Linked DNA regions of Homo sapiens: regions 1 and 3 are each linked to region 2. A link is a loop called in an ENCODE intact Hi-C map of the cell type or tissue named here. Cell type or tissue: endothelial cell of umbilical vein. All regions are shown on one strand. Links, peaks and the distances in the headings refer to the core of each region. The heading gives the core; the rest is flanking DNA.

Evidence for each region. Hi-C counts contacts between places; a loop is a spot of excess contacts. Peaks named below come from ENCODE experiments on the same cell type or tissue, not always from the same donor. Only the 100,000 strongest peaks of a DNase experiment are listed, where the experiment ranks them.
Region 1: it touches region 2 in a loop (18-fold over the local background); 3 of 110 quality-filtered maps call a loop at or near these places.
Region 3: it touches region 2 in a loop (6-fold over the local background); 3 of 110 quality-filtered maps call a loop at or near these places.

Annotation. Positions count from the first base shown.
Region 1 is chr7:152,140,874-152,151,163 of GRCh38, forward strand. KMT2C (lysine methyltransferase 2C) reads right to left here. Exons shown (of 59, transcript NM_170606.3): 51 at 10,027-10,134; 52 at 7,160-8,279; 53 at 5,726-5,862; 54 at 4,280-4,422; 55 at 3,840-4,008. Among named protein-coding and RNA genes, the nearest start is that of GALNT11, 120 kb to the left of the region's middle. In endothelial cell of umbilical vein, for the core only: a CTCF peak has its summit at 5,308 (motif pointing left); a DNase peak (open chromatin) is centred at 5,058; H3K27ac peaks cover 793 bases.
Region 2 is chr7:151,749,664-151,759,953 of GRCh38, forward strand. All of the region lies in intron 3 of PRKAG2 (protein kinase AMP-activated non-catalytic subunit gamma 2), which reads right to left. Among named protein-coding and RNA genes, the nearest start is that of PRKAG2-AS2, 52 kb to the right of the region's middle. RefSeq lists enhancers at 2,880-3,663, 3,284-6,964, 5,230-6,011, 7,200-10,290. In endothelial cell of umbilical vein, for the core only: a CTCF peak has its summit at 4,600 (motif pointing right); a DNase peak (open chromatin) is centred at 4,698; H3K27ac peaks cover 1,895 bases.
Region 3 is chr7:151,588,993-151,599,282 of GRCh38, forward strand. It overlaps PRKAG2 (protein kinase AMP-activated non-catalytic subunit gamma 2), which reads right to left. Exons shown (of 16, transcript NM_016203.4): 6 at 6,353-6,462. Among named protein-coding and RNA genes, the nearest start is that of RHEB, 74 kb to the left of the region's middle. RefSeq lists an enhancer at 3,103-3,603. In endothelial cell of umbilical vein, for the core only: no CTCF peak of the experiment used is centred there; a DNase peak (open chromatin) is centred at 4,089; H3K27ac peaks cover 1,917 bases.

The DNA of each region.
Region 1 (10,290 bases), core at 3,942-6,441, 390 kb after region 2:
GAACACACAAAAAGTATGTATGGAGATCAATAGAGTGTGGTTTAAGAATAAACAAGATCAGTGGAAATGAAGAGATTCCAAATGGGCCAGGCGTGGTGACTCATGCCTATAATCCCACCACTTTGGGAAGCCAAGGCAGGCAGATCCCTTGAGGTCAGGAGTTCAAGACCAGCCTGGCCAACATGGTGAAACCCCGTCTCTACTAAAAATACAAAAATTAGCTGGGCATGGTGGCGTGTGCCTGTAATTCCAGCTACTAGGGAGGCTGAGCCAAGAGAATTGCTTGAGCCCCAGAGGCAGAGGTTGCAGTGAGCTGAGATCATGCCACTGCACTCCAGCCTGGGCAACAGAGTGAGACTCCAGAGGCTGAGGCATGAGAATCGCTTTAATCTGGGAGCCAAGATGGCACCACTGCACTCCAGTCTGGGTGACAGAGTGAGACTCCATCTCAGAAAAGAGAAATAGATCCCTGCATGTATGAAAATCTAACGTACAGTAGTAACTGGTATTAAAATTCAGTTTATAGTCAAGATTTCGTGGGGTTAGAAGAAAAAGGCCAGGTGCGGTGGCTCACACCTGTAATACCAGCACTTTGGGAGGCAGAGGTGGGCGGGTCACAAGGTCAGGAGTTTGAGGACCAGCCTGGCCAATATGGTGAAATCCCATCTCTACTTAAAAAAAAAAAAAAAATTAGCCGGGCATGGTAGTACACACCTGTAGTCCCAGTTACTTGGGAGGCTGAGGCAGAAGAATCGCTTGAACCTGGGAGGCAGAGGTTGCAGTGAGCCGAGATCGTGCCACTGCACTCCAGCCTGGGTGACAGAGGAAGACTCTGTCTCAAAAAAAAAAAAAAAAAAAATTCATGCCAGCCACGGGGGCTCATGCCTGTAATCCCAGCACTTTGGGAGGCCGAGGCAGGTGAATTGCTTGAGTTCAGAAGTTCAAGACCAGCCTGGACAACATGGCAAAACCTCATCTCTAAATAAATATTTTTAAAAATTAGCCAAGTATTGTGGCATGCGCCTGTAGCCCTGGCTACTCAGGAGGCTGAGGTAAGAGGATCGCTTGAGCCCAGGAGATCGAAGCTGCAGTGAGCTGAGATTGTGCCACCGCACTCCAGCCTGGGCGACACAGTGAGACCCTGTCTCAAAGAAGAAGAAAGAAAATCAGTTAAAAATGAGTGGGTTACTTCTAAATGGCCCTTCAACAACTGGTTATCCAATGGAAGAAAGCGAAATTGTATTTTAAAAATGTTATGCAAGAAAACCTCTAGAATCCGTATATAATCTAGGGTCTTGACCAAGACTAGATGCAACAGAAAATTATGTATGTTTGTTTATATAAACAGTAACTTTTACAAGAAAAAAGATGTCACACTTGCTGGTAGGCAAAGGATATTTTGTAGGGGAAAATTCTGAATAGTGTAAACTGCTAAAAATTGAAAAATGGACAAAGGATATGAATACGCAATTCCTATGAAAGCAAATCCAAATGGCGGACATGAAAAGCTGCCTATTCAATTAAGGTAACATCAGTCTATATTTATCAGACCAACTAAACAAAAAAATAGTAACACCAGCTACAAATGGGAAACAAGAAAACAGTCTCACATGCTGCAGGAAGAAGTGTGCAGTAAGAGACTTTTTAGAAAACTGGCAATATCTATTTAAATGAAAAGTACACACGCTTTTACACAGAAACCTCACGTTTGGGAATATACCCCATAGGAGTGAAACTATTAATTCATTGTGATATTTGTACAAGATATAGCAACACTGTTTGTTATGAGAAAAATTATAAATCAAATACACACTCATCAGTAATGCAATGGTTTAACTGCAGTTCATCAACACTATGGAACATCAGGTAACCATTCAAAAGAATGAAATGAAGCTACGTCAGTTGATCGAGAGGGACCTCTGATTATTACAGAGAAAAGGAAGACGGAGAAAAATAAATATAACATGATTCCATTTTTATATATGTACATAAAAGTGTATATAGTTCTAAGATATTAGCACAGAAAAACAGGATACATATTAGATCATCCACGGGATCCCCAGGGAGGTGGACAGATGGGAGGGTGGCAGGATGAAATAAGTAAAGAGACAGAAACCAGAGCTCTCAAAAATGCTTCAGGTTAAAGGTGACAGGTTGAACACAGTTAAGATACCCACTAAAATCACAGTAAAAGCACACTCCTCGAGAACACGAATGGGTATAAGAGTGAATGGACTATTTAAAATGAAAAGTAATTGACTTAGCAGGGGAAAGCTAGAACTGGAAGGAGTAGAGGCAAAGCACTAATTCACCCACAGAATCCGAGAGAGGCTCAACAGAGAGGGGCAACAGCAGAGAAAACACAGATACTCCACTCATAATGTAAAAACAAAATATCAAACAAGATCAAGAGCAGAAAGGGCTCGTAGCTAATCTCTAAAAATAGACAAGAAAGATTAGCAGATAAAGTAGAGGAAGTCTCAGAAAGAACAGAGAGACAAGGAAACAAAGAACAGAAGGGGAGAAAGGATATAAGACAGAAATTACTCTCTGACATGCATGAGAATCATCCAGGAGGCCCCACCTCCAGAGCTGGATTCAGTGAGGCTGGGCTGGGGCCCCCGAACCTGCACATCCTAACAAGCTCCCAGGTGACACTGCTGCTTCTAGTCTCAGGTCCACACTGTGAGATCCTGAATCTCAGGGGTTTTAGTGCAAACACAGAGGAAACAGAGGGGCAGAACTTGCAAAAGAATGAATACAAAACACATTTCTCAGACGGAAGGTCACGATGCTCCAGGTTGAAAGGGCTCATCAAGGGAGGAAAGCAATCAACAAAAAGACCTCCACTGAGGTGTAGTTCTGTGAAATGTCCAAATATCAATAAAGAGAAGATCCTACAAACTTCTAGTGAGGAGTAAAAGGGTTCCAACAAAGGAACAAGAATCTGAATGAGTATAGACAAAGGAACGCTGATCCAGTTTATAGGGTAAAGATACTTTGCTGGCTGCTGAGAGGGAACTGGATGGGAGGAGACAGCCAGGCCTGCAGTGGTACAGGCAAGTGATATGTGGCTCAAGATAGGGCTGGTAAACCTAAGAGTGGATCTGAGAGAATTTTTAGGAGAAAACAGAACTCGATGATGCTTTAGGTTTAATCTGGCAGTACTGAGGCCAATGTACACAAACGGTAACATCACTCAGCAAGGAGCTTGTAGGATGGCGGGGTTTAGGAGCTGGACAAGTTTGACAAAGTAAGAGCTTTGTAATTCCATTCTGAGACATCCAAGGAGAAAAATGCTGAACAGGCATTTGGATATTTGGGTCTGCAGCTCAGGAAGTATGGACTATAGGTGTAAACTTAAATGCTTAGCCTATACACGGCCTTACTTGTAAGATAGTCCACAGTCTACCAAAAAACATGCACTGATTTCATGAAACGGTAGCTTCCAAAAGATAAGGTAACTTCCAAAATTGGTGTACCTTTGGAAAATATTTTCATTTGTATTTCTCTCAAGTGCTTGAAACAGCTCTACTGAGCACTCCACAAATCCAGTGTGTGCAAATTACAATGCTACCTGCCTCCCAGGAGCTCTCAACAAGATGCAAAGATGTGGATTCCACTGGTCTGCTTTCCCTTTGGGGAAGCCAATCACCAAGTCCCAAGACTACATATTAAATCCCTAGTGTTACCAAGGGACAGGATTTGATACGATTTTGAAAACACGTTTCTGTCCCTGCAGCTATGTGAAATCATTTTCACATACTGGACATCAATAGCTTCAGATTGCTAGACTCCACCCTGTCTCTCCACTTCCTGTACACAAAGTATTTCTTCACCTGAATCCGAGACCGTGCCAGATACACATTGGATTTCCATTCAGTTTTCATCTTCCGGTACTGCGATGACTTGGAGTGAACAAACTGTTTACTATAAGGTGCGTTCAGTTCTCCAGTGACTGTGCTCTGAAATGACTTTGAGGTGCTGGTGCTGTTTAAGGTGTGAGGCCTGCAGACAATGGCATATCAACAGGAAAAAAATACAAGGAAAACTGAAGATACCTCTGAGTAATGCCCAAAACCAGGTTAATTCAGATTCTTACTGACAGAAACATACATGGAAAGCTGCCTAGCAGAGACACACGGCGAGTTCTCTTATGTAGTTGGGCACATACACAGCCAGACAGCAGGGTTTGTAAGCAGCAGACAAATCAAGCACAGGAAACCACTAATACGCCTAGAAACCCTGGGCTGTACTATGTGAAGTTAAAACAAAATACCTTAACACAAACCTCTTGACATGGGCACTCATTTTAGGTTCAGAACGGGCACAACCTGTGGGGTTAACGGCAAGAGGAAGTTCCATGAGAGGATTTCGGCCGTATCGGAAGGTATAATTTTCACATGCCTCAACCCCAGGAAGCTGAAAAGAAGCAAAGCAGACACAAAGTCACCCCATCTGATGGAGACTACAGACAATCTCAAGCTGGTCAAAGGATGGCCCACGACAGAAATAACTCATCAGCGTTTTCCCCGATAATAAAATGGTCTTCTAGCTTATGTTAACACTATTGGCCTGCAGGTAGATCTACTTAAATATGAGTATGCAAATTCAGTTTCAAAGCCAAACTTAGGTAAACCCTGCCAAATGCTCCTTGAAGAAAAAGATTAGCCCATGCAACAAACACTGGCTGACCAATATACACGCTTGTGTGATTTCAGGGCCTGACTGAAACACACAATACCCACAAACACAGGGCATGTAATGATTCGCATTGAGTTCTTTCCCCTGTATTAATGCCAACTTTTATATCTCTGTCTGGAATTTTACAATTAAAAACAGTTAAAAAATCATCTATATGGTTTCTTTCTTGATCGTTTCTCACTCCTTTCAATTTGACTCTGATGTGATGAGGTTATCGCTCTCCATGTCCTGGGAGCATAAAGCATAGGTGTTAACTCAAGCTTTACTCAAAGTCATTTACATGTTAAAGGTCTTTTCTGGAATACATTGCTTGTGAAATTTATTTCTCTGTAGTCATAAAAGATAAGTATCATTTAGGCAGGGCGATTCCAAAGAAAACAATTAGGCACATTACTCAGTGGCTTTTGGGGTTTCCTCTGCCTGTCCAAAGAAAACACACCAATGATATTTTTATTCTTGAAAACAATGCCTTAGAATCATACAATTTTCTAAAACTATTGTGTAGATATGGTTCAGTTAGACTCACTGACAAACAGGCTTGTAATCTTTTAAGCAAAGAAATGTCAAGAGAGGACAGAAATCAGTGCTGCTGCGATCTACTGCCCTCTAGTGACTTCATCCTAGGAAGAGGGCAGGAGAGTGGCCATAAATACCCAAGTGTCAGGAAATGGGCACACTGACATTCTGAGGTGGGAGAAACTTCAGAAAGGCAAGGGAAGAGGAGAGTGTCCTCACCCATCCAGCACACCCAGAAGATGTGACAAGCCTGGTGTCCTTCACCCCTGCTTGCCTCCAGCCTGGAAGAGAACCTGAAGTTGGTTAACTACCTCAACTGGGTGAATACCAACACGGCTGAGCTCTCCCGATTAATCACCAATGCCTTATTCCTCTAAGAGAAACGGGTTAATGCACAGGCTCAGTCACTTTCTGAAGAGTGCCACAAATGTTACAGCATGTGTTCAAGTGGTCACACTGAATCAGGAAAGCAATTCCAATCTCAAAGCCTGACCAAGACACTCACTGATTCCGCTATGCGTGCCACTGCAGAGACGGTCAGGCCAAACAGATCCTCTCCTTTTAAATACGCTGGGAAAAGCTGGAGCATTTCAGACTTTTTTCTCACACATGCCACAGGCTCCAAAATCTTATCCCAGACACCTACACAGGGACAAAAACATAATTTTTATAGGAAATAGGATACAGTATAAAAAACAAGAGCAAAATGAAGAATAACCACTCACAAGGATTTACTAATTTCCAAATAAATCCTGTTGGGCAATAATCTAATAAATCTGTTTGGTAATAATCTAATGAACCTGTTTATTAAATGGCAGCAATTTTTTTTAAAGACCTAAATTTTGGGGAAAATAATAGATTAAGGACATTAAAGTGAAAAAACTTAATGTAACTGAAATTCATGCAAACAGTTCATTTACTTTCATAGTGGCCATATAACATACCAGATTTTAAAATGATTAGTCTAATTGGTAATGTCTATAGCTATGTTCCTTTCCCCTCAGATTTAAATTAAAATGTTAAATTGATATTTTCTTTGGAATTATCTTTAGAGTATTTTCAGACTTTTTTTTTTTAAGTGCTAAACTTAAGAAAGCAGCTCCACATACTTTTGTTTGTGTACTTTCTACATAAGCAAAAGTGACAATCTAGACTTAACCATGGAGGTCCAAACTAAGTGTTTAATTTCCATCTCTAAACTTACGTAATATCTGATGTTCCTATACATTGTCTTATGACAATGTATACAGTATGATTTAGATGTCATTCCTGCCTTCTAGAAACTGACTTTAAGAAAAAGGGGGTCCCTGCCAGGTACGGTGGCTCACACCTGTAATCCCAGCACTTTGGGTGGCTGAGGCAGGTGGATCACCTGAGGTCAGGAGTTTGAGCCCAGCCTGGCCAACATGCTGAAACCCTAAAATACTAAAAATACAAAATTAAAAACTACTAAAAATATAAAAATTAGCCGGGCATGGTAGCGCAAGCCTGTAATCCCAGCTACTCGGGAGGCTGAGGCAGGAGAATCACTTGAACCCAGGAGGCGGAGGTTGCAGGGAACTGAGATCGCGCCATTGCAGTCCAGCCTGTGCAACAAAAGAGAAACTCCGTCTCAAAAAAAAAAAAAAAAAAAAAGAAAAAGAAAAAGAAAAAGGAGGTCCCCAATGCAAATGACAGGCAACCTTTATCTACAAATCATTCTCGGATTTACCTCACCAACTCGTATGTTCAAAGATATATTGATTATGAAAGTGTTTAGACAACTGTATAGCAAAGAGAGCAAGGTGTGAGAACACAAACATTGGCATTTGTAAATGAAAAATACACATTATAAAATATAAAACTAACATGAGACAAACATGGAAAATTGACAAAATACATTCATTAGCCTGACATCAGAGTAAGTAGCACTGCACAGCATGTGAACGGCAGACGTTACCTTTAGGTGAGATGTCACTTAGAACCAGGTCTTCATGGCCTTGTTCCACAATCCTGATGACAAACACTGGGCGCCCATCCTTCTCCTCAATGGAGCACAGGTAGCGGCAGCGCCTATTGGCATAGCGAGTGCTCCAGTACAGCCGGCTGGCTTCATAGCCCACAGGGAAGAGTGCTTTAGGAGAATGGAATGCTTGCATCTGCTGTGGAAGCAGCTGACCAATTGTGTGGAAGATGAGGCTACCCACGCGAAAGGTATGGTCCCGTTCTCCTCGTTGCACGATGCTAGCAATCTGTCGCACCTCATCACGCTGAACATAGACCCTCCTGAAGACTGCAAAGTAACTTAATTCTTGCTCATGAATTCCCTTTGGTTTGTGCATGGGGCAAAGCATAGTTTTGTCCTTAAAAAACATGCATTGTGCTTTAATGGCGCAAGTGAAGTGATAAATGTTGGTGCATCGAAATCTGTGGCATCCACTAGTGGCACCCGTCTTGTGACAGAAGACACATTTCATTTGTAGGCCTCTCCTCAGAGCTAGCTCCACATTTATTAAGGCACCAGCCTGAGTCTCATAGACCTCCGTGGACCACAGAGCGCAGTTCAAGTGGACCCACAGATCCAAGTCAAGGTTGAGTAGCCTTGCTGGTCCATCTGTCAATCCATCACCTTCTTCATGACAAAAGCAACATTTCCGATAGTCTTTGGGCACAGGATCAGGTTTAAGGGAAGTGCCCAATTTCTTTAGAAATTCATCTATTTCATCCTCACAAGGTGGTTTAAATGTCCCCTTAGGGATTACAATATGAATGCTCCACTTCTTCCATTTCATTCCTCTCCATTTTTTATTGAGCGGCCTGCAATCTTCAAACCCACCATGGACAGCTCTTAGCCGAGGCTTCAGCTTGACTGTCACCTTCAGCTCATCTGGCTTGGCCTCGACTTGGGCTGCTTCAAAAGCAGGAGGGAAGGCGATGGGTGGTGAGGCAGGGGGAGAAGCTTTCTCTGGGAGCTGGGGGAGACAGTGCACATCCAAAGTGGAGATGTTGTTGCTGTACTGATGAAATGCTTTGGAAGGCGTTTCTCTCATAGGTGATTGTGGCAATGAAGGAATGGATTCCTGGGCAACATAAAGAAACCATGACAAAGAAAAATAATTCACAAGCCCGGAAAGCAATTCTTGTTAAGACAAGAAGCTGAGCAGTATGACTGAAGAGGATGGGTGACCTGAGGGGCAGAGGGAGAGTCAGCAGTAAGTGCTGGGGGCTCATGCACCGCAGAAGCTGACCATGCTCTAAGGTGCACAGGGATAGAGAGCGGGTGATGGCAGCTGTGCCGCGTCCTTTCGAGGCCTTTTCCACAAAGCCATAATTCTGGAGAATATTCTGCTCTTACACTTTCTGGGACAATCCCCTTTCTAACTATATTAAAACCAGAAAAAGAAAAAACACACACACACTCACAATGCTGTCAGAAGAGCTAATATAATTTGTACAATGGAACAGTGTTTTTTGTTTAACCAAATAAGAACGCTGCAGCATCGTTTCTTGAGAGCTTATCTCCACTCTAAAATTCACATCTGTTAATCTCAGCCTTAATCAATTGGTGTAAATGTTACAGAAAGGGAAGGAGCCCCTGTCAACAAATGAATCATACTAACTTTTCTCTGAGGCTTCTCAGCTCTGATCCGGCTGCTGAAACAGTTGAGCTGAGGGGAAATCTCCAATAGCTTATTTACTTTATGGTACAGAGTATCATAAACTAATAAACACCAACCCACAGGCTGCCCTCTTTTCACATGCCCCAATCCTGACAAGGTATCTGAAAAAAGACATGCCTTATACCAAATCAGGCAGGGACTGCACACCAACTTAAACTATCTGGTGAAAAAAAAAATCCTTCTTGCATTTAGGCTGATGTATTTTAAGATCTAAATTTATTTGTCATCTAGCCTAGATTTTATTACAGGCATACTACAAACAACTACCTGTTAAAAATAAGTCTTCAGAATGTTCTTCTGTGAAAGACATACCAGAGCAATAACCTGGATGGAGGAATGACTGGCAGTATTACTGTACAGGAAAAGCTTCCTTCAAAACATGATTATAAACATATCATTTGTATCAACCATTAGTTGGACACACTCAAATTACATAAAATCAAGTAAAGCAGACCTCTTTCACCATACTGTGAGCAAAGTGTTTTCTCTTAAAATGCACAAATAGTCTTAAATTTTATCTTTAAACAGGTTTTCCTATTGGGGTAACATCAATAAAAATGATTTTAAAATATTAAGATATTTACGGCCGGGCGCAGTGGCTCACACCTGTAATCCCAGCACTTTGAGAGGCTGAGGTGGGCGGATCACGAGGTCAGGAGTTTGAGACCAGCCTGGCCAACATGGTGAAACCCCATCTCTACTAAACTACAAAAATTAGCTGGGCGTGGTGGCACGCACCTGTAATCCCAGCTACTCAGGAGGCTAAGGCAGGAGAATTGCTTGAATTGGGAGGCAGAGTCTGCAGTGAGCCAAGAGGTGCCAATGCCCTTCAGCCTGTGGGACCAGAATGAGACTCCATCTCAAAAAAAAATTAAACTGGTAAAATTAAAGATTTTAATATTAGTGTTCTGTTTACTGAACTTTTAAAACATAACTCTGCCCACTTCTGTCAAATAACTAAGTTGAAAGAGTAGCACGACTCAAGGCTCCCTACACCCTCTCCTCCTCTGCCGGGTCAGCACCTGCTTTGGATTCCCCACACAGAGCTCCATGAAGGCAGGGACACATCTTTATTCACTCCCATATGCCCAGAACACAGAAGTCACTCGTTACACATTGTTATCAGCTGAGATTATCCTAATCTCACCTTGTTTTCTGAGTTTTTCGCTTGTGCAGTTGATGAATAAAGAATAAAGCAGTTATTACTACAGAAGACAATGTCCTTCTCTACCCTCTTGGTGCTTTCTCGGGAATCCTGAAAAGCAAAGAGAAATGTGTGGGAATCTCAACAAGTCAAAATTTAATAAAAACAGGATCTATACATTATTTTTATGTTATATTCAAAAGTGACAGTGGTTCTTTATCTTAATAGTAGAAAGGAAACTATGTTCCAATATTTAGCATGTGATAA
Region 2 (10,290 bases), core at 3,445-5,944:
TTTCCCCAAAGAAGACACACAGGTGGCCAAAAGGTACAAGAAAAGATGCTAAACTTTACTAGGGAACTGCAAATCAAAACAGCAATGGTAGACCACTTCACATCCTCTAGGACAACCACACTGAAAAAAAAAAAAAAAAGGAAAAGAACTGGGTCGGGCATGGTGGCTCATGCCTGTCATCTCAGCACTTTGGGAGGCCGAGGTGGGCAGATCACGTGAGGTCAGGAGTTTGAGACCAGCCTGGCCAACATGGTGAAATCCCATCTCCACTAAACATATAAAAATTAGCTGGGCATGGTGGCACATGCTCATAGCCCCAGCTACTCGGGAGGCTGAGGCAGGAGAATTGCTTGAACCTGGGAAGCAGAGGTTGTAGTGAGCCGAGATGGTGCCACTGCATTCCAGCTTGGGTGACACAGCAAGACTCCATCTCAAAAAAAAAAAAAAAAAAAAAGAACTGAACCGTTGGCAAGGATATGGAGAAACTGGAACCTTCATACATTGCTGATGGGAATGTAAAACACTGCACTGTGGAAAACATTCCTCAACAAGTTAAACACAAAATGACCATATGACCCAGAACCTGCAGTCCTAGGTATATACCCAAGAGAACTGCAAACGGGTGTTCCAACAACTTGTACATGAACGTTGATGGCAGCTCTATTCACAAAAGGTGGAAACAACCCAAATGGCCACCAGTGGATGACTGAGTAAGCAGAATGGAGTCTATTCTACAATGGAATATTATTCAGGCATAAAAAGGAATGAAATTCCAATATATGCCACAAAGTAGATCGACTTTCAAAACAATCTGCTAAGTGATAGAAGCCACATGCAGAAGCCCGCAGGTCATGGGGTTCTGTTTCTGTGAGATATGCAGAATAGGCAAGTCCAGAAAGGCAGACGGCAGCTTAGCATCTGCTAAGAGCTGTGGGAAGGGGTAATGGAGATTGAGGGCTAAGGGATGTGAGGTTTCCATTTGGGGTGATGAAACAGTTCTGGAACTAGATTGGGGTGATGGTCGCACAACACTGTGACTACTGAGTTATATACTTTAACACTGTTAAGGTGGCCAGGCACAGTGGTATGTTCCTGTCGTCCCAGCTACTAAGGAGGCTAAGGTGGGAGGATCACTTGGGCCCAGGAGGCAGAGGTTGCAGTGAGCCAAGATGGCACCACTACACTCCAGCCTGGGACAGAGCAAGACCCTGTCTCCAAAAAAAAAAAAAATTTGTTAAGGTGCTAAATTACATATTATATGCATTTTACCACAAAAAAAGTTAAACCTACAAATACTAAAGGAAAATATGGATTAATTCTACAATCTGGATTTCTAATGATGACTAAGTATGCTCATGCTATTGTCTAATGGCTATTTTCATGTCTTTTGAGGATTGCCTAGGCATGTCTTTTGCCATACTGATTCAAAGATTCCTTTTTTTTTTTTTTTTTGAGACGGAGTCTCACTCTGTCGCCCAGGCTGGAGTGTAGTGGTGTGATCTCAGCTCACTGCAAGCTCTGCCTCCCAGGTTCATGCTATTCTCCTGCCTCAGCCTCCCAAGTAGCTGGGACTACAGGTGCCCGCCACCATGCCAGGCTAATTTTTATTTATTTATTTATTTACTTATTTTTAGTAGAGACGGGGTTTCACCGTGTTAGCCAGGATGGTCTCGATCTCCTGACCTCGTGATCTGCCTGCCTCAGCCTCCCAAAGTGCTGGGATTACAGGTTTAGTAAGCCACCACGCCCGGCCCAAAGATGCCATATTTTTTTTACAGCTACATGGTACTCTGCTATGTAGCTGTAACTTCTTTATTTCATTGAACTACTCTATTTATTATTTATTTATTTATTTATTTTTTTGAGACAGGTTCTCGCTTTGTCGCCCAGACTGGAGTGCAGTGCAATCACAGCGCACTGCAGCCGTGAACTCCTGGGCTCAAGTGATCATCCTGCCTCAGACTCCCAAGTACCTGGGACGACAGGCACATGTCTCCATGCCCAGCTATTTTTGTTTGTTTGTTTGTTTGTTTGTTTGTTTGGTAGAGACAGGGTCTCGCTACGGTCTTGAACTCCTGAGCTCAAGCAATCCTCCTGCCTCAGACTCCCAAAGTGCTGGGATTACATGTGTAAGCCACCTCACCTGGCCAACTACTCTCTTCTATGTGGGTGTTTAGGTTGTCTCTAATACATCTGCTGAGAAGGCCTAGAAGCAATGACACCCCAGGAGTGACATGCACACGTAAACACTATTTGCCACTAAAAGTGACAAGGGCTCTTTAGAGCAATGGCTAATTCCAGGGCTGGGGTGAGGAATGTACAAGATCAGCCAGAAAGCCAGGAAGTGCCCACAGCATGATGGGGACAGGGTGGGGATATGATGGGGAAAGTCAAAGGACACAGTGATCCGCCTGGAGAGGCTCCTGCTGGCCACGTCTAGGACAATTTGAGCATCAAAAACTTGATAATGAAGACATGGAATCAACCTAAATGCCCATCAATGACAGACCAGATAAAGAAAATGTAGTACATATGTGCTGCGGAATATTACACAGCCATAAAAAAGAAAGAGATCACGTCTTTTGAGGGAACATGGATGGAGCTGGAGGCGATCATCCTTAGCAAACTAACACAGGAACAGAAAACCAAGTGCTGCATGTTCTCACTTATGAGTGGGGGCTAAATAATAAGAACTTACGAACACAAAGAAAGAAACGACAAACACTGGGGGCTACTTAAGAGGCAGAGGGTGGGAGGAGGGAGAGGAACGGAAAAGATAACTATTGGGTACTGAGCCTAATACATGATGAAATACGTGGGTGATGAAATAATATGTACAACAGACCCCCATGACACATCTTTATCTATGTAACAAACATTCACATGGACCCCCAAACCTAAAATAAAAATTTTTTAAAATATTTGATAATGAGAAATAACATGGCACTGAATAGGATACAAATCCATGAGTCCATAGATACATACACACACAGGGAGAGAAGAAAAACCTGTTCTTTAAAGTAGCATTCCAACCAGTCAATGTAGAATTCATGATAAATTTAGAAAATCGCCTTTTGGTAATTACTATAGTAACAATTCAGGCAAGAAATACATATCAATCCTAAAACTAGCAAGTGAAAGTTTGATGAGAAAGAAGACATTTACACAATCCCAAAGTAGGTCCCCCTGAAGCCCTGACTGGTGACAAGGGGGAAAGTAAGCCCTTTATTAAAGTAGAGAACTTTATGGTGGCAGACGCCCCCTTCACCAAGTGACCGGCGTCCACTTCACCGGAAAGGTGTCGCGGCCGCATCGGGTGACCCTGCTGGGATGCAGAAGCCCAGGGCAGCCCACGGATGGGTGGGTGCCCACCTGAGGGCGGAGGCTGGCTCTGATGGTGAGGAAATGTCGAAGGGCAGGTGACACAAGAACTGGCCGTTGTCCTCCTGAAAAGTGCTCAGGTCGTGACAGATGAGACAGGACTGAGGAGCTGTTCCAGATGAAGAGACTGAAGAGAAAGGACAACGAAACAAAACGCGTGGCTGGAGGTCTCCTCTTCCAAGAAATGACGCCCCTGAGACAAGGCACAAAATGTGAATGAAGCCTGCAGCTTAGCTGATAGCATGATATTTGTGCTGATTTCCTGATTTTGACAATTATACTGTGGTTAGGAGAATGACCCTGTTTTTATGAAACATCCACTGAAATATTTAGGGGTAAAGGGATATGATGTCTGCAAATTCCTCTCAGGGGTTCAGAATTCATATAAACACACAGTGAGAGATCGTGAGAAATGAGATATGGGCAGATCTGGTGAAATGCTAACATCGGGCAATCTGGGTGAAAAGGATATGAGAACTCTTTGTATTATTTTTGTGACTTTATGTTTGAAATTGTCAAAATAAAATGTTATTTATTATTTAATAATTGTTTTTTTAGAGACAGAGTCTCACCATGTTGCTCAGGCTGGTCTCGAACTCCTGGGCTCAAGTGATCCACTACCTTGGCCTCCCAAAGTGCTGGAATTACAAGCGTGAGCCACCTCGCCCAGCCCTAAAGTGTTATTTTAAAAAAGGAATTAAGAAATACAGGCTGAGCAGTGGCTTGTGCCTATGATCCCAGCACTTTGGGAGGTCAAGGCAGGAGGATCGCTTAAGCCCAGGTGTTTGAGACCAGCCTGGGCAACATGGCAAAACCCCATCTCTACAAAATATTTAAAAATTAGCCGGGCATGATGGTGCACACCTGTAGTCGCAGCTACTCAGGAGGTTGGGGTAGGAGAATCGCTTGAGTTGCAGTGAACTGTGATCGCACCACTGCACTCCAGCCTGAGAGGCAGAGCAAGACCGCATCTCGAAAAAAAGAAAAAGAGCTACAGTGGGCCTGTGTGTTAAGTAAGAGCATGTGTTAGTGCTGCCTTTTACTGTCTCCGAAGGTGGGAGCATCACCAAAGCAGGCCCTGAGAGAACTAGAGGACTCTAACTCGCTGAGGGCAAGGAGATTCTTCCGGGAATTTTTCGTTGGCTTCTCCCAAATAATAACAGCCTGGACACAGGATGTGCAGGCCAGCCCTGGCTGGGGACGTCTTCCAGGCTGGCGCCAGAGGGCGCTGTCCCCAGGGACCACACGGGATGCCAGGCCACATAACTCTGCAATGTGTTGGCTGAACTTTTCAGGAAACTTGGATGCCGCACATACTTTTCCTTTCTTTGTGGGCAGGCAAGATGAGTCACGTTTTTCTGGAGTCTGCTCAGCCCCAGTATTCAGACCTCATCAGCTGCCCTGGTCCGGAAGGCTCCAGCTGTGGCCAGTGAGCGGGGGGCCCAGGGTGCCCGCGTTGGCTGGGCCAGCACTGGGGCTTAGGGGCAGACTTGGGCAAGCCAGAGTCAATCTTTTTTGTCGGGTACAGGGTAAAGCTCACAGTAATTCTGGATCATGGCAACATCTGGGGACAGACCCAGGGCCCTTTGTACAACTCACAGGGCACAGCCCTGAGGGAGGCTGGGCTTTGGCTTCATATAGTCCCTGTTCTCCCGCCCACCCAACCCCCTCCGCCGCACCTGACTCCCCACCACCTCTCCAGGCCCTAACTTCGAGTACCTCACTCTCCAGCACTTCGAGCTGCACCTCACTCCCCAGCACTTCTCCAGGCCCTACCTTCGCGGTCCCCTCAGTTCCCCTGCCTCCCTTCCTTCCGAAGGCCACTGTGGTATTGGAAAGTTGGAGCAGCGACCTGAAGGAAGGGACCCCACCTGTGTCTATCTGCAGGAAGGGTCGCTGCAGGCTCTCTGAGAGGCAGGCTCTGGGATGGAAATGAGCATGTTGGATGTACATCAGGGAGTGCTCTTGGGCCTGACAAAGGGGCGATGGAGACCCCGTGAAGCCCCGACAGAGAGTTCTGAAGCCCGGATGCCCCTTCAGAGCTGTCCTGAGCGGGGGTCGGGGGCTGGTCCTTTATGTACATCGGCCGGTTATTGGGCGTAGGCCGGCTCTGGGAGGGGCTGAAGGCTGGCGAGGTGGTGCTCCTTAGCTGAGGGCCATCTGTCTGTCACACCCACAGCTGGGAGTGAGTTCCTCATTCTTGAAGGAATCGGGAATCTGGGAGGCACGGCACAGCACAGCCTCAAGGGTGTTCTGGCTCCAGGGTGTTTTCTAGCAGAGGGCCTAGGGGACATGCTCAGCATCTCAGGGTGTTTCAGGCAGAGGGCCTAGGGGACATGAGCCTGAGCAGAGGAAGACAGGGGGTGGGTGTGCACAAGACACAGTCAGAGCCAGCCCAGGGTGACCTCAGAGGACCTCAGAGGCCATGTGTGGTGGGGCTTGGAGTTTTCATTTAAATGTGCTGGGGCGGCGTCAAGGGGTTGAACAGGGGATGACATGATGGGATTTATGTTTTAAAAACAGGAGTTGGCAAATTACTACCCAATGGCCCAATCCTGCTGGCCACCTGCTTTTATAAATACTTATTGGAACACAGCTGCACCATTAGTTTATACTTTGTCTATGGCTTCGTAGTTGCAAAAGAGACCACGTGGCCTTCGAAGTCTAAGACATTTACCATCTGGCTTTTTACAGGAAACATTTGTCAACTGCTGTTTGAAGAGACTCCTCTCCTTGCTGGGCAGAGTCATTTCCAAGGCAGCAAGGGGACTCTCACGGGGGCCACGGCCCCTCACGAGCCTTCCCAGTTTCACCCCGGTGCCTAAAGCAACTCACTTTAGCAGTTGCTCGTGTTCTTTGGTATTAATGATATAAATCACCTGTGCACACCATGAGGTTCCTCCAGGAGGCTGCGGGGCCCTCCCAGGTGGAAGTGGAGAAAAGTCCTCAGTGTCTCTACCTGTGCGCAAACACAAATACTTCCACTGCCCTCTCCCGCCTCCTCTCCCATCCCCCATTGGTCTCCTCCTCTTCTCAGGCCTCTCCCCCTGGACCACCAGTGATGCCGGCAGCCACAGGTCCCTCTGCCCCCAAAGCAGGTCTCGCCTCTGCACCATCGGTACAGTCCCACAGGCCCCTGTGGCCTCCCTGAAAGTGAGGAGTAAAATGACTCACGTACAGGTCATGTGAGCAATGCCCCAGGAACACACACCACACACGTGACTGCAACGAAGGAAGTGTGGGTTCCTTTTAACGTAGGAGCCACCAGAGCTTCCCCAGGAACCTCTCTGCCTCTGAGGCACCAAAGGTTTCCTGTCCTTGCAATGCTGGGAGGGACCCTAGATGGATTTGTGGGTGCATCTCGGGCACCCCGCTCAGCACATGGCTCAGGCACACGCAACGACTCAGTGGTGCCTCCAGGCGAGCGGGTACCTGCGCTGCTCTCATGCTCAATCCTCACCCCTACTCTGCCTGGATGCAGGGGCTGACCTCTGACCCCTGCTGCCATGTGTCCAGGCTCCCGCTGGGCAGGAGACAGGGAGACACCTTGGGCAACATCTGACCATAGCTACAGCCCCTTTGGCTCCCGTTCCTGCCAGACAGACCAACTGCAGCTCCTGGTTCCAGCCCCGCCAGGGCTCCCAGCGCCGCCCTCTTCCCTTCTCCCACCTGGGGTGGGAAAGGATTTTCCTTACTCATCGGTGGGTCGCTTCCCAAACTCTAGTCTGGCGTCTCAGCTCTTTCCTCACCTTTATAACCACGCAGCCACATAATCAGAACTGTGACGTCCGTGTATTAAACTCCATCTGCTTTTAGTACGGAGAGTAACCCTCTTCCAGGTAGGACCCGGGCTGACAGCTGAGCTAGGGCCATCTGCAGGAGACGATTCAGACGGGGTCAGCGCTGCGATTCGGGGGAGTAACCAGCGGTGAGCTTCAGGCCTAAATGCTGGAGTCCTAAAATTACTCGAGTCTGACCCCCCGGTTTTTGGTCTTGCTCTATATTTAGGGACAATGGCCCTATTGATGCTCACTCGCTGAACCACTGCCTGGCGTTTGTTCTGCGGGGCAAGCTGGAGTGGGGTGCTCCTCAGCCCCGGGAGCCCTTGGGATGGAAATGCAAGACTCAGAGGCTCTAAATTAAAGTCTTAAAAGCTTGGGCTCATTCCTCCACACAAAGCACAAAACCTTTGGCATTTTATGGGAAAACAGACTTTTATTTGAAAAATAAACTCAAGTTGCTGGGATATAAAGGAAGAGCTGTCTGTGATCCAACGCTGAAATGGTGTGAAAGGACCTGAAGTTTTACAAGTTAAATAAACTTCTCTGAAAGACTCATTCGAATTTCAAACAGCTCCCAGCACAGATCCTCTGAAAAAGATCCCCAGATGCAGCAGGATGAGACACAGTGCCCGCTCCAGGGTGGGGGTCAACCATGTGGAATGGGAGATTCGGATTCAACCACAAACAGAGAAAATTAAATTCCTTTTGGATGTTCAAAATACACATGACCTCGGTCATAATTGTGAGCTAGTCTTGGAAACGGACAGGGGGAAAATCTACCATTCCACATCTCTGGCAGAAACCCGGGACTTACTTCCATCCAGCGGATCCTCTGTGCCCTAAGAACCCCCCAAACCAGACTCGCCTCAAAGGCGTTCCAGACGCATTCTGCTGTTCTCTGACCATCTAGGGTGGTGTTTTCCAAACTGCAACCACTGCCCCCGCCACCCCATCATGAAATCAACCGTGTGGGTCAGATAAAGCAGCTGAAACAATAGAATCGAAAATAAAGTACCTAGTCAGGGTCAATATTGCTTCGTAAAAGGGCTTTTGTTGATGTGTTGTATGTGCTGGATTATGCCATCAGATGGATTTGTTACTGTGGGCTGCAGTCAAAACGTTTTCAAACCACTGCTGCGATGAAGCCCTGCGGCTCCGCTTTACCATCTCAGTGCTGTAAATCTTCCCCGGGTGTCAGAGTATATTCTCCACCTTTTGCTTTGTGCTTGTCCCTACCAGACACCATGGTCATCACCTAGAGTAGCCTTCGGTGTAATCAAAGTAGGTGGCTGTCTAGGCCAGTGATTTTCAACTCTTTTTTTTTTTTCTAGTAGGACAAAGATAATGTCCCAATGTCCAGCAGGGCTGATCCTGTCAGTAGCAGTTACTGGGTGTGCCCTGCTGCCCCCATCAGACAAGATGCCATTTCTTGCTCCGTGGGGGCCAGCTGGCCAAAGGCCACCTTGTCTCACTCCCTAAAAGCTACCACTGCATGATTTTAGGGTTCTGGGAAGACAGTCGCTTCCAAAAAGAGAATCTGTGGCATCTGGTTTTGATGCTAGGAATTCTTTCTTTGTTATGAGATAAATGTGTCAACTACCCCTGAACTATGTCACCTTTAAGTTCTATAATGTCTATTTTAAATATTTTTGCCAGAACTGTTTCCATCTGAGGGAGGAGGGAAAAGGATAAAGGCATGTTGAGCTCTAGGAGCTGGGAGCCCACAGAAAGGAAAACAGAGCAGGGAGATCCAAGGTCCCCAGAGACATGGTGTTCTTCCCATGTTGGGTGACCATCAGTGTACCCCAAAGGTTCCAAACCCCGAAGGCACTGATAGACCTGGGGGGATGAGGAGGTATGAACTGGAAGAGCTTGGGAAAATAAGAGGCAAGTGCATGAAAAGCTCAATATGTGATTTTTAAAGAGACAAGAAGGCAATAGGAAGTTATCACGAGAGAACACAGACTGCAAAGAGACTTAAAATAACAGCTATATTTCAGGGCTCTGGCAGATTGCTCAAGGCAAACAGAATCCAGTAAGGCTTTCTGTAGCGGGCAAGACTTGAAGGAGGTCTCTGAGGAGGCGGGAGACCATGCTAATGTATCTCCAGATCCACTGCAGGGACCCCTCACTGCTCACCCCAGCCCTGTCTCTACCATCTCTTTACTGCACAGTAGCCAGACATCTCTCTGCATTGCATCCGATCGACATCCGATGGCTTTCTGTATCGCTCAATTAAAACCTGGAATCCTGACCTCTCCTGCAAGGCCCCGCCCCACTCCCTGACCTCACTCCAGCACCTGCTCCCTCCCTACTTGGTTCTGGCCACATTGACCAGCTCCCTGCAGGCTCAGAGGCTGCTCCTGCCTCCGGACATTTGCATCGTGGGCCCCTCCGCCAGGCGTGCCATGGCCTCCACCTGTCCTCTCCCTGGCTCCATCTCACCACTGGCCAAATGTCTCCATGTCAGAGGCTATTGCTGACTTGCCCACATAGAGCAGCACCCCCGCAGCCCCTCTCCTTTGACTGTTGTTCCTCTTGGCACTTGGGACACATGACACTTTTCCACCTGTGGTACCGATTGTCCCTAGAATGGTATCCCCACGAGGGCAGGGATGGGCTCATTCACTGCTGCGTTCCCAAGGGCCCAGCACTTAGCAGGTTCTCATGTAACGTGGTGCAGGTGAATATCCTCCATGCCAGACAACTCCCCTTTGAAACGCCTGGGCAGGCAGGTATCCTTGTCCGCTCCTAACACCAGCTTTCTTCTGTCTGGGAGGCGCATTTGAAGGTGAACCGCACTGGAAAAAACCCAGGCAGGAACGATACCTGCTGCTTTCCCCCAGGCAGGACCAACCTGCTCCCAGCACCAGACTCAGCATGTGAGGCTATGTCACCCCCTAGTGGTCACTCTGTCACAAAGCCAGAAAAACCAGAGGTGGGCTCCGCCTGGCCAGCTGTTCTCAGGGCCAAGGGGACCCCGACCTACTCTCTCACCCAGACTTTTTCTACGAGTGAACTCAGATGTAAACAGACATTCAGAAAATAAAGGTGAAAAGGCATCTAATATTGAGGCCACATTGTCTTGAATGAGGGAGAGATTTAACATCGACATTCTTCCTTCTAG
Region 3 (10,290 bases), core at 3,149-5,648, 160 kb before region 2:
ACTTGGCTTGGTGATGCTGGGACTTTGCAGACCCTGTTTCGGTGTTGCCAACTGGCTCTATTTCAGGTTCTGACAATACAGGAGTCTAGGGAGGGACTCAAAGCCAGAGCAGGAAGAAGGGCTTGCTCCTCCCGTCAGCGGCTAGCAGGGCTCCTGTCTGCCTGCAGCTCCCGTGAGCTCCACCCAGGCACTGCCTTACCTGGGCACCGAGGCACCTCCTGTAGCAGCGGCTGAATACAGTTTGTTGTTTTCCCATTTTGTGCAAAATGAGCTTCCTCAAGCCCCAACTCCCACCCAGAGACATAAGCACCAGCTAGAAGGCACGCGCCAGGACCCCCTCTCCTCCACGACACTGTGGAGTACACCAGACTCACACAGCATCATGGTGAAACATGGGTCACTGAGCCTCATCCCCCCGTTTTGGATTCGGGTCTCAGATTGGGTCTGATGAGCTGCGTTTTTAAAAGTTCCAGCTGATGCTGAAGCTGCTAGTCTGGGAATCAGACTTTGAGAACACTGCCTTAGAGGTCTTTATTTGTCCTTTCAGTTACCAGTTAATTTAGATCCAGTTAACATTTGCTTATGTTCTTTTTCTGTTCAAATAACTGGTGTGGCTTCTGTCTCCTGACTGAACCTTGACTGATCAAGAAACTGGCACCACGGCCGGGCACGGTGGCTCACACCTGTAGTCCCAGCACTTTGGGAGGCTGAGGCGGGCAGGTCAAGAGGCCAGGAGTTTCAGGCCAGCCTGGCCAACAAAGTGAAACCCCATCTCTACTAAAAATACAAAAAATTAGCCAGGTGTGGTAGTGGGTGCCTGTAATCCCAGCTACTCAGGTGGGTGAGGCACAAGAATTGCTTGAACCTGGGAGGCAGAGGTTGCAGTGAGCCAAGATCGTACCACTGCACTTCAGCCTGGGTGACAGAATGAGACCCTGTCTTTAAAAAAAAGAAGAAGAAGAAGAAAAAAGAAACTGCCAAGACTGGTTCCCAGGAACAGAGGACTTGGAATTGGTTTCCCATCCATGGGTTTAACACAGTGTTGAGCTCTTTGTCAGTGGGAAATCAGATTCCTGTAATCCAGGGCAGGCCATGGCATTGTGACTAAAAAAGCCATCATCTGTGCCTGTGATGACATTTGTGTGCCAGGGCCCACATGGCCACTGCACTGGCCACTGAGGCAGAAGCCAGGACCAAAGGACTCAGTATGACAGCATTCTGTGAGTGCGCTGGGGCCTCTGAGAAAACCTCAAGCCCAGGTCTGGGACCTGCACCCACAGACAGAGAACCCAACAAGCCTCTATGGCAGTCCCCAGAGAGTCTATTTCTTGTAGCTACAGGGCTGTTTCCAAAATCAAACACAAAGCATAACTCTGCGGGGTGTGGATGCACAGGCGGAATTGGTGGCATCACCAGGTTTGATGGGAAAGCTGGGCATGGATCTGGAAGGAGTGGGACCCTGGCACCGGACAGAGGGACATCTGACTGGACTCAGATGAAGCTGAGATTCCAGATTCGGGAGTTCCTCCGAGCCTCCCATGGCAGTGGGAACAGCTGGCTCCCCAGTGTCTGAGAATCACCTTTCTTTACTCGAAAGCCCAGTGACAGGCTTTCCTAGGGCAGACGCCTAGCGTGGGCCTCTCACCCTCCCACCCTTGCCACCCCTTGACCTGTAACTGGGGACAGGTTTCCGCATGCTGCAGGGGAGGAAACCACTTATATGCAAAACAAACTGTGAGATCTTGCCATTTCACAGCTGCAGAAACCGAAGAAGTATGTATGGGAATAGGTGCTAGTAACGTTAGGACAAAGACGAGAAATTTAACACTAGTTTGGTGGGACTGATTGCTATGAGTGGTCTTATGAGAAATTGTTCATTAACATTTTGTGCACGCAGCCGGCAGTGGCTCTAACCGCTCACTTGGTTGACTGCCTGAAGTGCAGGGCACTGCTGAGTCCGTGTTTAATGAGGCTGAGATGCCAGGCTTCTGTGGCACAGTGAACTATACAGGAGGAATCCACAGGCTTCGGGAGACAGGGGCATTGGCACGGATTTGTCATGTGCCACCTGCACATTCCATACCCAGAGGACACTCCCTCCTGGAGCCCCTGAGGAATGTACAGGTGAGGGGCCCCTTCAATAGGAAAAGTGAACTTGTCACTGCAGCAGCTGTTCCCAATGTAGTATCTTGGGGGACCCACAGCCCCTGCCTGGACACATACTCCTTTTCTCTATACCAATCTACAAGGACCCCTAGACGGAGTCTGCTTTACCTGGCAACAGGATACTTTCACCCGTGTGTCTCAAGGCTGCGGCACCCCCGCTCTCTACCTTATTATGGTCTGCAGAGAAGCTGGCCATCTTCACACTGCACACTGCCACACTGGCCCATGCGCTGATAGCGGTGTGGGCTGGACTAGACAGGCAGGAAGTAGCAGAGCTCTAGGTGCCTCTGTGAGATATGTGCCGGGCAGAGCATGAGGGACAGACCCCGCAGAACCGGGGGTCTCACACCCCAGAACGGCCTGAAACACTGGAGACACCCCTCCAATGGGAGCTTCAAGTTGTCACTCCACACTCCACCTGCCACTGCAACCACCAGGCAGGTGTTTTGGAGGCAACATGCACCACATGTGTACGTGCTACTCTGACACCGGTACTGAGTGACACTAAAAGCTGTTTTCAGAGAGGCCCAGGGCACGATCAGGCATGTGGCAAGTCCAGGCTGCTCTTCTGTGTGGCCTTAGGACCCAGCAAGGTTGATATTAGGGGTGCTGTAGGAAGCCTCCACCAAAAGGAAATTTACAGAGCAGACATTGAGGGTTTTGAGGGAAGATTAACCCCAAAACAACCATGCCTTCTCCTGCAGATAATGACTCTCCCGCTGGGAAACAGTTCCTGGCCGACTGCACCAGGCCCTTATAGAGACCAAACAAGCTAGCCACGAGATGCGGAGACCATGCAACCTGAGCTCCCCATCACGAACAGGGAACTACTAGGCCCCCCAAGCCGAATGCTGAGCATGCACAGCGACCCTCTCTCGCCAGGCCGAGACGGGGCTCGCCCAGGCCTGTGAAGTACATGGACACTGCATGGGTACATGATGCAGCTGCTCTGACACCGGTGCCTCCCCTACCTCGATCCACACCCAGACTCGGGGGAGCTCCTTATGAGCCACTGACTGATGGAGAAAAAGCTGGGCTTGGTTTACAGGTGCTTCTCCTGCTGGGCTGGCCCCTGCTGGCACTGCACAGTGTGGCTCTTGAGGACAGTGGGGATTACATCCCCCAGCAGGCAGACCTCCCAGTTGGACATTTGATTTCCACTTTATCAGGACTGAGATGGCCAGGACATATCTACATGGATCCCCAGGGTGATTCCAGTATTAAACCGAGGGGAATCTCATGGAACCCAACTGCAGGGAGTCCAGTCGGCCTCTCAAGAGACCGAAGATGGAAGCAGAAAAGCCAAGCCCGAGACTGCTCTTCCCCCTCATTCTGGTGGCACACCCTCGCATTCTGCTCTCCTCTCATTGGCTCTGTTCTACTCCTGTCTGCGCACACTCTTTCAGCTTCCCTGCAAGTGGCTCGCCTTGGTCCCTAGAGCAGTTACGGCTCTGATGACGTCGTATCCTCAGAGTAACGTGGTCATTTTGAGTACTGTTCTGCAGCTTACTTTTTCTTTTCCTAATCAATGAATCAATGAATATACTCTTGACAAACATTTTCTCCATTATGCAGTATTCTATTATATGCCTATGCGAGGATTTATTTAACTGGTCTCTTAGGTTGTTTTGGGTACGCGGCTATTTTGTTTGCTTTCTTAGCTCTTGAGGGTGTGTCAATGGCTATTACTGCAGCCTGTGTCTAGAAAATACTCAAATCACCCCTTTTCAAATACATCTTTTTACCTTGACTTAACCAATGCCAAACAACTCTCTCCCCCTATTTCCATGGTAATGCATCTCAGCTCCTCTCAACTTAGAGGCTCACAGGATAAACGGCTTCCCGGAGATGATGCTCACAGCTCCTCTTAATTACGGAAGTGATATTTACTGGATCAGTCACCTTGGACATCCATAAGGCATTGCATTTTTCATGTATTACTCACTTGACTTTCTCTAGGGTTTAGCCAAAATGAGTAATACATGGAAAGCTGGGTAAAAGTCAAATCAGCTGTTACTTGTTATTATTATTTTTTGAGAGTCTTGCTTTGTTGGAGTCTTGCTCTGTCATCCAGGCTGGAGTGCAGTGGCACAATCTCGGCTCACTGCAGCCTCCGCCTCCTGGGTTGAAGCGACCCTCCCGCCTCAGCCTCCCGAGTAGCTGGGACTACAGGTGACTTCTACCACACTCGGCTAATTTTAATTTTTGTATTCTTAACAGAGACGGGGTTTCACCATGTTGGCCAGGGTGGTCTTGAACTCCTAACCTCAAGTGATCTGCCCGCCTTGGCCTCCCAAAGCGCTGGAATTACAGGTTTGAGCCACTGTGCCCGGCCTACTGTCGCTTATTTTTAAGTTGGTAGAAATGCCGGTGGTCAGAAAATCTGGTATTTTAAAAAGTAAACCTTCTGGGGGATGGGCGTGAGGCTGAAATAGGTTGAGCCAGTAGTTCCTTTATTTTGGGAATTCAGAACTTCTCATTATTTTGTTATTGAAACATGTAGTCACAGTTCTCGAGACCGCATCTCTTAAAACAACTGCCTACTGTTTTCCCTACTATAAGATTGTATTTGGATGCTTCCTTCTTTGTGTCAAATAATCAAGAATCTTAGGGTTTTAAAAGTGACTCTGAAGGTTACCTGGTCCAAAGTGAACTCAGCAAAGAACATAAAGCCAATTTGCAAAAATCAATTGTATTTCCATACGTTAACAAGAAACAATTGGAAAATGAAATTAAACAAAAGCAAAGTCATTTTTGGTCATCCTGTAAGTCCTGGGTGGCAGGCACAGAATACAGGTAAGGGGCTCCAAGAGCCCGGGGAGCCCTCTGAGGACGCACGGCAGGTGTGGGGCATGGGAACAGAAGCAGGCCACACCTGGGGGTCCCTGGGGAGGTCTAAAGGGCCTGGTGGAGCAGGAAGAGCCTGGAAGGATCATCTAAGGCAGGGCTATGGGAGGGGGTGGATACACTCCAGGGCACCTTTCAGCTGGTGCTCCCGAAGGCTCAGGCTGAGGCAGCCCTTCCAGGGCCCTTGCTGGGTGTCTTCCCCTGCCCTGCTCTTCCTCTGATCCCTTCATGCTTCCTCCTGGGAGTGCATCCTTCATAAACCCATGAATTCTTGGTTTAGCATTTACTTCTGAGGAACTCGACTGAGGACAATCCTACTTGGAAAATATTTATGTAGAAACAATACACTAAATGTATACGCACAGATATGTGTGTAGACACCCATTTGATTACACTGAATGTAGTTTGATCACGGTATTGAGTATATTATTTAGGACTTTTTGTATGTGATTATAAGTTACATTGATATAAAGTAAGTTGCAATACGCATAATTTTAATACCAAAATGTTAAGATTCAAATTTTCTGGGAAAAGAGATCGGTAAGGTTCTTCTTTCAAAAGATTGCCCATTTTTGTGATTTTCTTCTTTTTTACCAATATTATTTCAAATTTATCATATGTTCTACTAAATAACTAAGAAAGACCATGAGGATATACTGAGCGAGGCCATACAGTTTAATAATGAACAGCTTAGGTTCTAACACACATTAGACAGGCCTGTGTTCAAAACCCCATCTTGTACTAGCTCTGTGGATTAGGTCCTTAAATTCCACAACAACTTGTGGACTAAGCTTTCTTTTTCTTTTTTTTTTGAGATGGAGTCTCACTCTGTTGCCAAGCTGGAGTGCAGTGGCACAAGCTCGGCTCACTGCAACCTCTGCCTCCTGGGTTCAAGCGACTCTCCTGTCTCAGGGTCCTGAGTAGCTGGGACTACAGGCATGCACCACCACACCCGGTTAATTTTGTATTTTTAGTACAGATGGTGTTTCATCACGTTGGCCAGGCTGGTCTCCAACTCCCAACCTCAGGTAATCTGCCAGCCTCGGCCTCCCAAAGTGCTGGGATTACAGACGTGAGCCACTGCACCTGGCCAAAGCTTTCTGACTTAAGTTCTTAAACTCTATAATTTGAGCTTCCCTGTCTTTAGGAAGAAGACAGTAATAGCACATTTCTTATAAGGTTGCCAAGATGTTGAGAATTCAGATAAAACCTCAGCACAGTGCCCGATAGTGCAAAGGACTCAATAAACGTTTGCTGGCATTGCTGGTTTTAAATTACTGTATAAAGTAGTAGCCATCCAAAAAATACCAAAAAATTCATGAAAATGGAGTACACTTACTTGTAATGTAGTATCAAAGACAACAAGCTTTGAACTGGTTGGAACGATGTCATAACACTTGTGTGACCTCATGAATCGCATGTAAACACCACTTTCTGAGTCTTCTACTGCTAAAAGAAAAAAAGGCAAAACATCAGTAATAATAAAGAATTCCCTCAATCGGATGAAGAGCATATACGTAAACCTATCACTAACAGACTTAATGGTAAAATACGAAATGTTTTCCCAGTATGATCAAGGGCCAGGCAAGGATGCTCACTCTCACTAATTCTATGAACACTATATTGGAGGTCCCAGATGGTGAAATAAGGCAAGAGAAAAAAATGAAAGGCATACATGTTGAAAAGGAAAAAGCAAAACTGTCTTTATGTGCACACTGTATGATTTTCTACATAGGAAATACCAAAGAATCTAGAAAAAGTTCCTAGATCTAAAAAGAATGAGTTTAGCAGGGTCATAGAATTAAATCAGGGTTAATAAAACAAAGACAAAGCTAATCGAATGGGGAAAAGTTGGAAGCTTTCCCTTCAAGATCTGGAACAAGGCCAGGTGCATTGGCTCACACCTGTAATCCCAGAACTCTGGGAGGCTGAGGTGGAAGGGTCACTTGAGCCCAGGAGTTCGAGACCAGCCTGGGTGGCATAGCAAGACCCAGTTTCTACAAAACTAATAAAATAAAATAAAAATAAAAATAAAGGGGAAAAAAAAGACCAGGAACAAGACAAGAATGCCTGCTGTTGCTACTCTGTTCAAGGTAGTACTGGAAGTCCTTGTCAGAGCAGTCAGGCAAGACAAAGAAATAAAAGGCATCCAAATATGGAAACAAGGAAGTTAAATTGTCCCTGTTTGCAGATGACATAATCTTATATATGGAAAACCCTAATGACTCCATCAAGAAACTGTCAAAACTAATAAATTCAGTAAAGTTACAAGATATAAACTCAACATAAAAAATCAGTAGCATTTCTATACACTAATAGACAACTATCCGAAATAGAAATAATAAAAGAATCCCATTTACAATAGCTACAAAAAAACAAAATACTCAGGAATTAATTTAACTCAGGAGGTGAAAGACCTCTAGAGTGAAAACTATAAAACACTGATGAAAGAATTGAAGCAGACCAGGTGTGGTAGCACGCGCCTGTAATCCTAGCACTTTGGGAGGCTGAGGCAGGCAGATCACCTGAGGTCAGGAGTTTGAGACCAGCCTGGCCAATATGGAGAAACCCCGTCTCTACTAAAAATACAAAAATTAGCTGGGCATGGTGGCACAGGCCTGTAATCCCAGCTTCTCAGGAGGCTGAGGCACGAGAATTGCTTGAACCTGGGAGGCGGAGGTTGTAGTGGGCTGAGATTGCGGCACTGCACTCCAGCTTTGGTTACAAAGTGAGACTGTCAAAAAAATAAATAAAAATAAAAAAAAAGAGGAAGAATTGAAGAAGATACAAATAAAAGGGAAGATATCTTGTGTTCATGGATTGGAAGAATATTGTTAAAATGACCACACTATCCACTGTGATCTACAGATTCAATGCAATGCCTATCAAAATACCAATTCTTCGCAGGACAAGAAAAAAAAAATCCTAACATTTGTATAGAACCACAAAGGACCCCAAATAGCCAAAAGAATTTTGAGCAAAAAGAACAAAGCTGAAGATATCACACTACCTGACTTCAAAATGTACTACAAAGCTATAATAACCAAAACAGCATGAAGCTGGCATAAAAACAGACACACAGACAAAGAGAATTAGAAAGCCCAGAAATAAATCCACACATTACAGCCAAATGATTTTTGACAAAGGTTCCAAGAATACACACCGGGCAAAGGGTGGTCTCTTCCATAAATGGTGCTGGAAAACCTAGATATCCACATGCAGAAAAATGAAGCTGGACTCCTATCTCTCATCAGATACAAAAATCAATGGAAAATAGATTAGAGACTGAAAATCTACGACCCAAACTACGAAACTACTAGAAGAAAACATAGGGGAAATGCTTCATGACTTTGGTCTGGGCAAATATTTTATGGATAAAGCCTCAAAAGCACATGGAACAAAAGCAAAAATGGACAAATGGGATTATATCAAACTAAAAAGCTTCTATCCTGCAAAGGAAATAATCAACAGAGTGAAGAGACAACCTACAGAATGAGAGAAAATATTTGCAAACTATACATCTGATAAAGGGTTAATATCCAAAACAGATTAGGAACTCAAACAACTCAACAGCAGGAAAAAAACCCCAAATAATCTGATTAAAAAATGGGCAAAAGAACTGAATACACATTTCTCAAAGAAGACATACAAATGGCCAACAGGTATATGAAAAAATGTCCACCATCGCTAGTCACTGGAGAAATGCAAATCAAAACCACAATGAGATATCACCTCACTCCAGTTAGAATGGCTATTATAAACAAAACAAAACAAAACAAAAGATGAGTGTTGCTGAGGATGTGGACAAAAGGGAGCCCCCCCCCCCGCTCTTTTATTGAACTATTGGTGGGAATGAAATATAAATTAGTAGAGCCATTATAGAAAACAGTACAGAGGTTCCTCAAAAAATTAAAAATAGAATTACCCTATGATCCAGCAATCCCACTACCGGGTATATACCCAAAGGAAATGAAATCAGAGTGTTCATGACACATGTGCACTGCCATGTTGAGTGCAGCACTATTCACAACAGCCAAGACATGGAATCCACCTAAGTGTCGCCAAAAGATGAATGGATAAAGAAACGTGGTACCTATAAACAATGGAGTACTATTCAACCATAAAAAAGAATGAAATCCTGACATCTGTGAGCACAGGATGAACCTAGAGGACACTGTGTTACATGAAATAAGCCAGGCGTGGAAAGACAAATACCATCCCATTCATCTGTGGAATCTAAACAAGCTGATCTCACAGGAGTAGAAAGTAGAGAGTGGTTACCAGAGGCTGGGGAGGGAATGGGGTGGGGGTATGAGGAGAGGTTGGTCAGTTACAGTCAGACAGGAGGAATGCATTCTGGTGTTCTATTGCACAGTGGGGTGACTATAGTTAACAATAACGTATTGTATAGTTCAAAATAGCTAGAAGGGAGGATTTTGAATGTTCCTGCCATAAAGAAATGATACGTGTTTTAGGTGACAGATATACTAATTATCCTGATTTTATCAGTACACAATATATACATGTACTAAAACATCAAACTGTATCCCATAAATATGTACAATTATGTGTCAACCAAAAATAAAACTTAAAAAAAGGAAAAAAGTACAATAAAGCAAATGCAAATAGAAAAAAAAGGCTACTATATTTGTATCTACTAACTCATTGTTAGCAGACAGAAATTTAAAAAAATTTTAAAGGTACTATTTACATAAATGCTGTATGGAAATACGGACTTACACAGGGAACAGAGAGCACTGAAAATGGTAACAATGTGGACAAATATACAAATGCTTTCAAAAATTATTTAAATCTCTCTAAAAGCTAATTGACAATTTATTTTTTTATGTATTTTTTTTTTTTGAGACAGAGTTTAGCTCTTGTTGCCCAGGCTGGAGTGCAGTGGCTAGATCTTGGCTCACTGCAACCTCTGCCTCCAAGGTTCAAGAGATTCTCCTGCCTCAGCCTCCCGAGTAGCTGGGATTACAGGTGCACACCATCACACCTGGCTAATATTTGTATTTTTAGTAGAGACGGGGTTTCACCATGTTGGCCAGGCTGGTCTTGAACTCCTGACCTCAGGTGATCTTGCATGGCTCGGCCTCCCAAAGTGCTGGGATTACAGGTGTGAGCCACTGTGCCCAGCCCTAACTGACAATTTAAACAAAAATAATGACAATGTATTGTGGGGTTGATAGCACACTGATAAGGAAAAGGCAACACCGTCCAACCAATCATGGAAATCTAGGAGTCACCCTTGCCAATGTCCTCTTGTCA